2 separate regions of the Homo sapiens genome follow, and region 1 is linked to region 2. Evidence: read pairs that join two places in POLR2A ChIA-PET (ENCODE). Cell type or tissue: A673. All regions are shown on one strand. Links, peaks and the distances in the headings refer to the core of each region. The heading gives the core; the rest is flanking DNA.

What was found. ChIA-PET counts read pairs that join two places held together with the same protein. Peaks named below come from ENCODE experiments on the same cell type or tissue, not always from the same donor. Only the 100,000 strongest peaks of a DNase experiment are listed, where the experiment ranks them.
Region 1: POLR2A ChIA-PET joins it to region 2 with 6 read pairs; 6 of 35 experiments call an interaction of 5 or more read pairs at or near these places.

Annotation. Positions count from the first base shown.
Region 1 is chr5:142,464,506-142,469,884 of GRCh38, reverse strand. No RefSeq gene overlaps it. Among named protein-coding and RNA genes, the nearest start is that of SPRY4-AS1, 140 kb to the right of the region's middle. In A673, for the core only: no CTCF peak of the experiment used is centred there; a DNase peak (open chromatin) is centred at 3,074; H3K27ac peaks cover 877 bases.
Region 2 is chr5:142,370,848-142,376,226 of GRCh38, reverse strand. All of the region lies in intron 3 of SPRY4-AS1 (SPRY4 antisense RNA 1), which reads right to left. Among named protein-coding and RNA genes, the nearest start is that of SPRY4-AS1, 48 kb to the right of the region's middle. In A673, for the core only: no CTCF peak of the experiment used is centred there; no DNase peak of the experiment used is centred there.

The DNA of each region.
Region 1 (5,379 bases), core at 198-5,197, 94 kb before region 2:
GGAAGGAGGGCAGACAGAGCAAAAATAGGCCCCATCTCTTACTCTCAGAAGCAGAGAGTGAGGAGACAGCAGGAGAGAGGTCCCTGGAGGGAACAGGAGTCCAGTGCTTAGGGGTCTGGCCACACAAAAGCAGAGTGAGAAAGGCCCCACAAGTCTGCGCATCCAAGGCCGTGGAGCCGAATGCTCCATCCACCTCCCCCAGCCTCCTCAACACAGGCGCACATTCTCACCTGCACCTGTGGGCTGTGGCAACACTTCCTCAATTCCACACCTAGAAGTGGCCAGCTGGGAAGTTAAGGTGCTGAGACGGACCTCCGACTCGTTCTCCTAGAGAACCATGTCACATAGCCGTCTATGCTTCTAAACCTCATTTTTTTGGTTTTATTTTTATCTTTTTCAGCTTTATTGAGGTGTAACTGTTAAAATTGTATATATTTAGGCTGGGCACAGTGGCTCATGCCTGTAATCCCAGCACTTTGGGAGGCCAAGGCAGGCGGATCACCTGAGGTCGGGAGTTCGAGACCAGCCTGACCAACATGGAGAAACCCTGTCTCTACTAAAGAAAATACAAAATTAGCCAGGCGTGGTGGCACATGCCTGTAATCCCAGCTATTAGGGAGGCTGAGGCAGGAGAATCACTTGAACCTGGGAGGTGGAGGTTGCGGTGAGCCGAGATCACGCCATTGCACTCCAGCCTGGGCAACAAGAGTGAACCTCTGTCTCAAAAAAAAAAAATTGTATATATTAAAATAGTATAATGTAATGATTTGATAGATGTAAATATTGTAAATTGATTACCCCAAATTAATTAACATATCCATCACCTGTTTTTTTTTTATGAGGTTTAAGGTTTACTCTCAGCACATTTCAAATATATAATACAGTATGATTAACTATAGTCATATCAGGCTGTACATCAGTGCCTCCAAATCTGTTCATCCTAGGACTGAAAGTTTGTACCCTTTGACCAACATCTCCCCATATCCTCTGCCCCCCACCCAGCCCCTGGCAAATGCTTTTCTGCTGTTTCTATGAGTTTGAAATTTTTTGTTCTGAAATATAAGTTTTTTCCTACAGGTTTGCCCAAGGGGCTAACTGAACAAAAAGAACCTGGAAGGGGCTCAGCCACGTTCCTTCCACCAGCTTCCTGATTCCATGGCGTTTTCATCAAGCAAAACCCAGGTACTCCGCGATGCTGGGCAGAAGGTGGCAAGCGTGGTGGGTAAGAACGCAGGCTTCGAGTCAGATGGCCGGGGGGGTCACACACCAGCTCTGCCACTTACTATGTGGTGACCTTGAGCAAGTTAGTAAACCTGTCAGTGTCCTCATCTATGAAACAGGCAGAGCAATAGTAGCAACCTCAGAGTTGGCTGTGAAGCTCAGATGAGACAATCCATGTAAAACACTGAGCATAGTGCCGGACACATAGTGAGCATGCAGTAAAAGCTGGCAGCCGCGATGATGATGGTGGCACTGTTATTATATTATCACTACGACTATAAGAATAATAGGCCAGGCGCGGTGGCTCACGCCTGTAATCCCAGCACTTTGGGAGGCCAAGGCTGGCAGATCACAAGGTCAGGAGATCGAGACCATCCTGGCTAACATGGCAAAACCCCATCTCTACTAAAAATACAAAAAATTAGCCAGGTGTGGTGGTGGGCACCTGTAGTCCCAGCTACTCGGGAGGCTGAGGCAGGAGGATGGCATGAACCCGGGAGGCAGAGCTTGCAGTGAGCTGAGATCACACCACTTCATTCCAGCCTGGGTGAGAGAGTGAGATTCCGTCTCAAAAAAAAAAAAAAAAGAATAGCATCAATAGCATCAATATTGACCTGCGCTGTCAGAGCTGGAAGGAATTTTAAAGATCCCCAAACCAGTGGTCCCCAACCTTTTTGGCACCAAGGGCCGGTTTTGCAAAAGACAATTTTTCCAAGGTCCAGGGGGTTGGGGGGATGGTTTTGAGATGATTCAAGTGCGTTACATTTATTGAGCACTTTATTTCTATCATTATTACATTGTAACATATTAATGAAATAATTATACAACTCACCATAATATAGAATCAACAGGAGCCCTGAGCTTGTTTTCCTGCAACTAGATGGTTCCACCTGGGGGTGATGGGAGACAGTGACAGATCATCAGGCATTAGATTCTCATAAGGAGCACAAAACCTAGATCCCTCACATGCGCAGTTCACAACAGGGTTTCGCTCTCACAAGAATCTAATGCCACCACTGAACTGACTGAGGCAGGGCACAGGTGGTAATGTTCACCTGCCCACTGCTCATTTTCTGCTGTTTGCCCGGTTCCTAACAGGGTCTGCAGCCCAGGGTTTGGGGACCCCTGCCCTAGACCGTTGCTTCTCAAACCTTACTCCAGCTTCACTCTAGATTGCCATGGCTTCTAGGGGCAATGGAGTGTCCACTTTCCTGCTTGTTCCTTTTGCTTCTCTGCAACTGCTGACCCTTGTCTACCAAGGTGCATTCAAAGTCTTTCTTCACATCACCACAGACTCTCTCACACATGGTGTGTTTGGAGCAAGGTTAATGGGCGATAGGAGCTCTTCATTGTGAAAACCACAAATAGTTAACCAAATGCCCAACTCACCTCTTTGTCTCCCCACCTCCACTGCATTATATGAATTTCTTTGAAGGGAAAACATGGATTTGCTCAGCCTTCTTCTAGTTCATTTACTCATACTCCTACCTCCAATAAATACTCTGGTAGTTGTTACCATATTTGAAGAAATGCTACAAGCAGAATTGTTAAAAATAGTAACAGAACAGCGATTTATACCTTAAACAAATCATTCCAACAGATGGGACTTAAAGCATTTATTATCCCTCTCTGGTCTGGGACTTTTCAAACACTGCATTTCCAGCCGGCCAAACTGGGAGCTATTTGATAGTACCTCTCTGACCAATTACATACTAATTAAAAGAACTTGGTGTGGGCTGGAGGGAGCAGCTTTGCATATGGACTTTAATTACTGGGCTCCAGTTTTGCCAAGAAAACACAAAGGGCTTTTTTGGCTGGAAGCTGCGGCTTAGAATGAACATATGGCTTGCGTGGGAGGGGAGGGTTGAGAGTGTAATCCTAAACAGGAAGTGGAGTATTTCCCCCCCTCCGTAATCTCCTGGAAGTAACTATGTACCAGGGTCATCCAAAATCCCTGATTCAGTGCCCGGAACAAAGGGCAGCCTGAGTGGGCAGTGAGCTGCCACTCTGGACCTGTCATTCAATCCTGGGGTCATCTCTGGATCAGGATTCTTTCTTGCCCCTCTGGCCTTTTCCTGTTGTTTTTTGGATCAGAACCTCATGTCTCTTCCCAGGTTTCACAGAGCCTGGGGTAGCCCAGTATTAATTTTTGGCTCCCCAGAATCCATTTCCCTGTCTCCTAGTTATGTCATCCCAAACTCCCCAGTGCTCAAGGCTCAGGCAGGGCTATACCTCGGGCTCCAGGGAGGAGCATGTGGCCCAGTACTGATCAATTTAATCCCTCTGGCCACAGTGTCTGATTCAAGGATGAGTGTTTGCCCTGAACCAGTACAATCAGCATGACGCTCAGGACGTGTGTGGGAGCTCACACTTGGGTAGCTATGTTTTTCTGTGCAATTTGGGGATTGAAAGGTGATGACTGGAGGTGTGGCAGTCATCTTGCTGCCATAGGAAGGAGCAGACCTGAAAATGGAGACAACCCACGGGAAGGGGGGGGAGAGAGAGAGAGACACACACACACACACGCACACACAAAAAGCACTGGAATAGCATCTGAGGTCCAGGATTAAGCTATTGCTGAATGAATCCACTCACGACCTTTCAGTATTGTAAGCCAATGAATTCCTTTTATGCTTAAGCTGGCTTCAGTTAGGTTTTCTGTCCATTTGCAACTAAAATCATCCTATCTGGTAGCAATAAGATCAGGAGGCAGAAGTTAAAACAACAACTATTCAATCTAACAGAGATCCAGCCTACCAAGAACACACTTGCTAAAGCCTCTGTGGAGCCATGGAGACCTCGGCCAGAGTCAAAGAATTATAGAGGTGGAAGAGACCTTGGAGACAACACATCCTGTTCAACCACCATTGCTGACTTTCTTTCTCTAAGTGGGTATGTACCTGGAGGTCCAGGGAGGAAGGACAGCACATAGTAAGCAAGAGGCAAATTCTTCTTCCCCTTGCTGCCTCAATGCCTTGTATGAGGCTGTTGCTCAATAAAACCTTTTTGACTAAACATTACAGACCCAGTCACCAATAACCAACCTCTCTCTCAAACATGCAGCTAGTAAACAGCATTTTTTTTTTTTTTTTTTTTTTTTTACAGCATCTCACTCTGTCACCCAGGCTGGAGCTCAGTGCTGAGATCTCAGCTCACTGCAACCTCTGCCTCCTGGGTTCTAGCAATTCTCATGCCTCAGCCTCCTGAGTAACTGGGATTACAGGCGCATGCCACCATGCCTGGCTAATTTTTGTATTTTTAGTAGAGACGGGTTTTCACTATGTTGGCCAGGCTGATCTCGAACTTCTGACCTCAGGTGATCCACCCACCTTGGCCTCCCAAAGTGCTGGGATTAAGATGTGAGCCACCACGCCGGGCCTGCTTTTCTTTTTACAAGGCATGTATCTCTTCCAATAATTCCCTGAGTGGATTACTTTCACCTCCTACAGCAGTTTGTCTCTCCTTCCGTTTCTTTGCTTGACACTACCTTCTCATTTCTTTCTATTCTCTATTTTGCCCTTTCCTTTTTTGCTCAAAACTTTTCTTTACTTCTTGATTCCACATTACCTATGGGCACTTAAGAATCTACACATTGTTGGCCGGGCACGGTGGCTCACGCCTATAATCCCAGCACTTTGGGAGGCCGAGGCGGGCAGATCACGAGGTCAGGAGATCGCAAACATCCTGACTAACATGGTGAAACCCCGTCTCTACTAAAAATACAAAAAATTAGCCGAGCGTGGTGGTGGGCGCCTGTAGTTCCAGCTACTCAGGAGGCTGAGGCAGGAGAATGGCATGAACCTGGGAGGTGGAGCTTGCAGTGAGCCGAGATTGCACCACTGCACTCCAGCCTGGGCGACAGAGCGAGACTCCATCTCAAAAAAAAAAAAGAATCTACACGTTGTTCACTTCTCCATCCTTTAACTTCTACTGAAACCCTGAATCACCTATCCGTCGTCACCCATCCTCTAACCTATCCTCACACATAGTTCGACTGCATTAAAAACAGCTATTTTTTTTTACACCCTGTCCCCAAGCAAACATGCATACACACACACACACACACCCGCTAAAATCAATTTCTCACAACTGAGTTATCAACATCTTTACGAGAGCCAAGGGATATTTCTTCCTAGAATCAGATCTCGCAGCCACCCA
Region 2 (5,379 bases), core at 244-5,243:
AGACATTCGGTTCTTTGACAGGCCCTCAGTTGCCTGGACACAGCCCTGGGATGACTTTAAAAAAATATAAATAAAACACACTTGCTGTTCCCTAACACTCTCCAGAGAAGCTCGAGGGTGCCTGCGTGAGGCCTGGCCGCTCTGCTTTCTATCACGGGTGAAAAGATTTTCAATAGCAGCTAGTGTTTTCCTGGGTGGAGATTAGAGCCAGCATTTGTGTGTAAATATTATCCCAGGGCTCAATGGAGAATTAGGCTGGAAGCAGAGGCTGCAAAATCCCAGTTGCGTTGTTAAACAACAGGGGGAAGTGAGCATCTTCAGCCTTACCTGGTGCTTTCTATAGGAAGCTTCTAAGGAAAACAAACAGACATAGAAGCCGGTGCAGAGCTTGGCTGGAAACCTGTACCAGGCAGAGGAGAAGCAGGGCAAAGGGAGAAGTGCATGGTCTGGGGGTCCAGGCTGGGGTTTTGTCGCCTGTTCTGCAAGTTGGCAGCCACCTGGTTCCCTGGACCATGGCTCCTGCCATGTCATGTATGACAAGATGACCACGGACTGAGATCTCCACAGTTCTGAGATACAGGGTGACTTCCTGCTTCGTGTGAGGACCCCTTCGAATCCAATGGACCTGTGAAGGGAGGGGGGTGGCCTCTGGTTTACCAGTGGCCTCCCAGAGGTCTGAGGCAGAAATGTCAGTAATTCCCAGGATAGCCCCTGCTAAGTTCCAGAAGCCCCAAAGCCATTCATCTTCCAAACTCGTTTTTCAGGCTCACTATTTTATGGCTCAAAACCATTCATTTTTGTTCTTCCACATCTCCTACCTCACATCATTCCCAGGGACTCAGGTTGGAGTCCAAAGAGTCTCTAGAACAATGTATTCCATGGATCAGAACAAATCCCAGGGACTCCTTCTCAGATCCATAAGGGAGAGAATAACTCAGATGATGATCTCAGGAACTCAGAGGTGGGCTAAGTTTCCCCTGCTTGTTCAGTTTGCATGGGAGAATATGCAGGAAGGAAAGGAGGCCGAGACCCCGGATCTCCATCCAGTTGACTAGGGGCAGCATGTTGTACAGGAAAAGGAATTTGGAGCTGGACACGTCTGGCTTCAAGTGAAGGTATGTAAGCTCATTGTGCCTCAGTTTCCTTTTCTCTGAGAGTTTGGGGGTAGCCACCCAACACCTAGCATACCATATGTTCAGTGCGGCCCATGGGTTCTATACACCAAGGACACAGCAATAAGCAGACCAGTGCCTGCCCTCGTGGACTTTATATTCCCAGTGAGGTGGAGACTATTAATAGTGTCATGCTTCCTGCTGAGGAACCAAGGTTTATGGAGCATGTTAACATGCCAGCGAGGCCTGCAGCTCCTGAGTGGGCTCCACGGCTCGCTCTCAAATGACACTGCCCTGAACCATGAATATAAGTGATAACTAACCAGGTCCACCGTGAGGCTAACACAGCTGAAGCTTCAGGATCCCTGCTTGGATCAGCCCCTTCCAAGGTCTTGCAAAGGGCCCGGAAAGAAAAGCATCCATCGGATGGTCTTTGGTTTCTCTAACATTTGCCAGCATCAAGTCTTTTAACCACAAGTGGAAAGACCTCCATCTCTCTCCACTCCAGTCTCCCTTCTGCCCCTTCTCCCTTCCTGTTGTGTGACGTTAAGAGTGGCCACGGGCATTCAGGGATGCACGCACATGGGAGTTGAGTCGCTGGTACATTGAGTTTAGCAGATCATTAAGCTGAGTATTGCTAACCCTCCCAGGGTAGGAACAGCTCCCAGTAAAACTCCAGTAGCAAGTACCCCCCACCAAGGTCCTGACACCTCATCAGAAGTTGTATCACCATATGAACACATCCTACAGGGCCCAATCCTGAAGGATGTGGTGGGGAAGAAGGAAGGTTTAAAATGTATATAGTTAGATGCTCGCCTGTGAAAAATGCTTCCCGTTATTAGACATGAAAAATAGGTGAAGAGTCAATCAAAATGGAAGTTCTCGTCTGTCAGAAATATACTCCACTAGGCCAGGCTTGGTGGCTCACACCTGTCATCCCAGCACTTTGGGAAGCCGAGGTGGATGGAATACTTGGGGTCAGGAGTGCAAGACCAGCCTGACTCTGCCTCAATAAATAATAACAATAAAAAAGAAATACACTCTATTAACACGTGCATTTAATTGTAATGCACCTCATATTCTTTTTTTTTTTTTTTTGAGACAGACTCTCGCACCGTCGCCCAGGCTGGAGTGCAGTGGCACGATCTCGGCTCACTGCAACCTCCGCCTCCCGGGTTCACGCCATTCTCCTGCCTCAGCCTCCTGAGTAGCTGGGACTATAGGTGCCTACCACCACGCCCGGCTAATTTTTTGTATTTTTAGTAGAGACGGGGTTTCACCGTGTTAGCCAGGATGGTCTCGATCTCCTGACCTCATGATCCACCTGCCTCAGCCTCCCAAAGTGCTGGGATTACAAGCGTGAGCCACCACGCCTGGCCCACCTTAGATTCTTTTTTCATTTTTGGTGGGAATAACACAAAACTGAATTTACTAAAATTCCTCTGAGAGACACAAACACGTAGTAATACTACAGACAGTGTTTGTGTCTATGAATGTCTTTATTTTTTGCGTCTAGACTATCAATAACTAAAAGCAAATTTTGATCACCCATGCTAGAGAAAAGACTGAATTATCTTTTATTCGCTCTACAGAAAATTATTTTAGAAAATCATTATCATATGAAGAAGTGATCAAAGAGTATGAAGCTGGATAATATAGGAATAAAAAGTGCTACAGAAGTGTGTCAGGCAGTAAATTAAGAAAAAATGTCCTATTATTCTTCTGGAGTGTGTAGTGTTTGAGGTATTTGTTGGCTTTTAAAATGTGTAAACTGGCCCGGACACTTTGGGAAGCTGAGGTGGGAGGAATGCTTGAGCCCAGTAGTTTGAGACCAACCCAGGCAATATAGCAAGGTTCCATTTCTACAAAAGAAAAAAAAAAAAATTTTGTTTTTTGAGACAGTCTCTTGTCGCCCAGGCCAGAGTGCAATGGTGTAATCTCTGCTCATGGCAAACTCCGCCTCCCAGGTTCAAATGATTCTCCTGCCTCAGCCTCTCAAGTAGCTGGAATTACAGGTGTACACAACCACACCTGGCTAAGTTTTGCATTTTTAGTAGAGGCAGGGTCTCACCATGTTGGCCAGGCTCATCTTGAACTCCTGACCTCAGTTGATCTGCCTGCCTCGGCCTCCCAAAGTGCTAGAATTACAAGCATGAGCCACCGGTCCCAGCCAAAAAAAAAAAAAACTTTTAAAAAGAAAAAAAAAAGATAAAATGTGTAAATTGTTAGAGCTCTGTTTCTCACTTGAAATAAATATTCACTTACATTCCTAGTATTTTTTTTTTTTTTGAGACGGAGTCTCGCTCTGTCGCCCAGTGCAGTGGCGTCATCTCGGCTCACTGCAACCTCTGCCTCCAGGGTTCACGCCATTCTCCTGCCTCAGCCTCTCGAGTAGCTGGGACTACAGGCTCCCGCCACCAAGCCCGGCTAATTTTTTATATTTTTAGTAGAAATGGGGTTTCACTGTGTTAGCCAGGATGGTCTCGATCTCCTGACCTCATGATAAGCCCGCCTCGGCCTCCCAAAGTGCTGGGATTACAGGCTTGAGCCACCGCACCCGGCCGAGGATCTAAGTGCATCAGCCTGGGCAACACAGCGAGACTCCGTCTCAAAAAAAAAAAAAAAAAAAAAAACCTCGGATCCTCCCCTCCCCTGCAGTCATCACCTACTCAGCAGTTATGATGTGCCAGGATCTGAGAAGCCCCTCTACATGGATTATTTCATTTAATCCTCAGTCAACCCACTGAGGCAAACTGAGGCCTGGAGCATCTATTCTACACAATAAGTCTCATGCTGCATGGTTGTAGCCAGGATTCAAAATCACACAGTGCCCAGGGCAGAGCCTCACACACAGAATAGGAGCTATTATTACAATTCACTATATGACTTCTCTGAGCCCGTTTCCTTACATTTAAAGCTGAAGGGGTAGAAAGATATTTAAATAATCGTCTGCACAGAAGATATCTGAAAAGATACGCAGAGTATTGGTAATAATGGCTGCTTCCATGGAGGAAACCATGGGGGCGTGATGGTTAATTTTATGTGTCAATTTGACTGGGATAAGGGATGCCCAGATAGCTGGCAAAATACTTTCTGGGTGTGTCTGTGTTTCTAGAAAACATTAGCTTTTTTTTTTTTTTTTTTTTTTTGAGACAGGGTCTCACTCTGTCACCCAGGCCGGAATGCAGTGGTGCAATCACAGCTCATCGCAGCCTTTACTTCCCGGCCTCAACTGATCCTCCCACCTCAGCCTCCTGAGTAGCTGGGAATACAGGCATGCGCCAGCACGCCTGGCTAATTTTTGTATTTTTTGTAAAAATGAGGTTTCGCCATGTTGCCCAGGCTGGTCTCAACCTCCTGGGCTCAAGCGATTCGCCCGCCTCAGCCTCCCAAATTGCTGGGATTACAGGTGTGAGCCACTGTACTGGGGCCAACATCAGCATTTGAATCAGTAGACTGAGTAAAGATCACCCTCACTAGGGTGGACTGGCATCCTCCAATCTGTTGAGGACCTGCATGGAATAAAAACGCAGAGGACGAGTTAATTCTCTCTTCTGGAGCTGTGACATCCATCTTCTCCTGCCCTTAGACATCTGCACTCCTGGTTTTGGGGTCTTCAGACTTAGACTGGGACTTACACCATTGCTCTGTGTTCCTCCAGCCTTTGGTCTTGGAAAGGAACTCCACCACCGGCTTTCCTGATTCTCCGGCTTACAGATGGCAGAATGTGGGACTTCTCCGCTTCCATGTCATGAACCAATCCCTCATAATAAATTTCTTTCTATGCATATTTTTTTTTTTGAGACAAAGTCTCACTCTGTCACCCAGGCTAAACCACAGTGGTGTGATCTCGGCTCACTACAACCTCTGCCTCCTGGGTTCAAGCCATTCTCCTGCCTCAGCCTCCCGAGTAGCTGGGACTACAGATGTGCACCACCATGCCCGGCTAATTTTTGTAGAGATGGGATTTCACCATGTTGGCCAGGATCATCTCGAACTCTTGACCTCAGGTGATCTGCCCGTCTCAGCCTCCCAAAGTGCTGGGATTACAGGTGTGAGCCACCAAACCCAGCCTCTCTCTATATCTTATTGGTTCTGTTTCTCTGTAGAACCCTAAATAATACAGGGTAGGAGGGAGACATATCCCTCTTGTACCTTCAGATTTTTAAACAAGTTAATAATTAAAGGTACTTGGCACTATGCCAGGCACATGTTAGCTATTGTTATTATTAGTTGTTTTTATTGTCAGTTAATTAAATCAATTAAC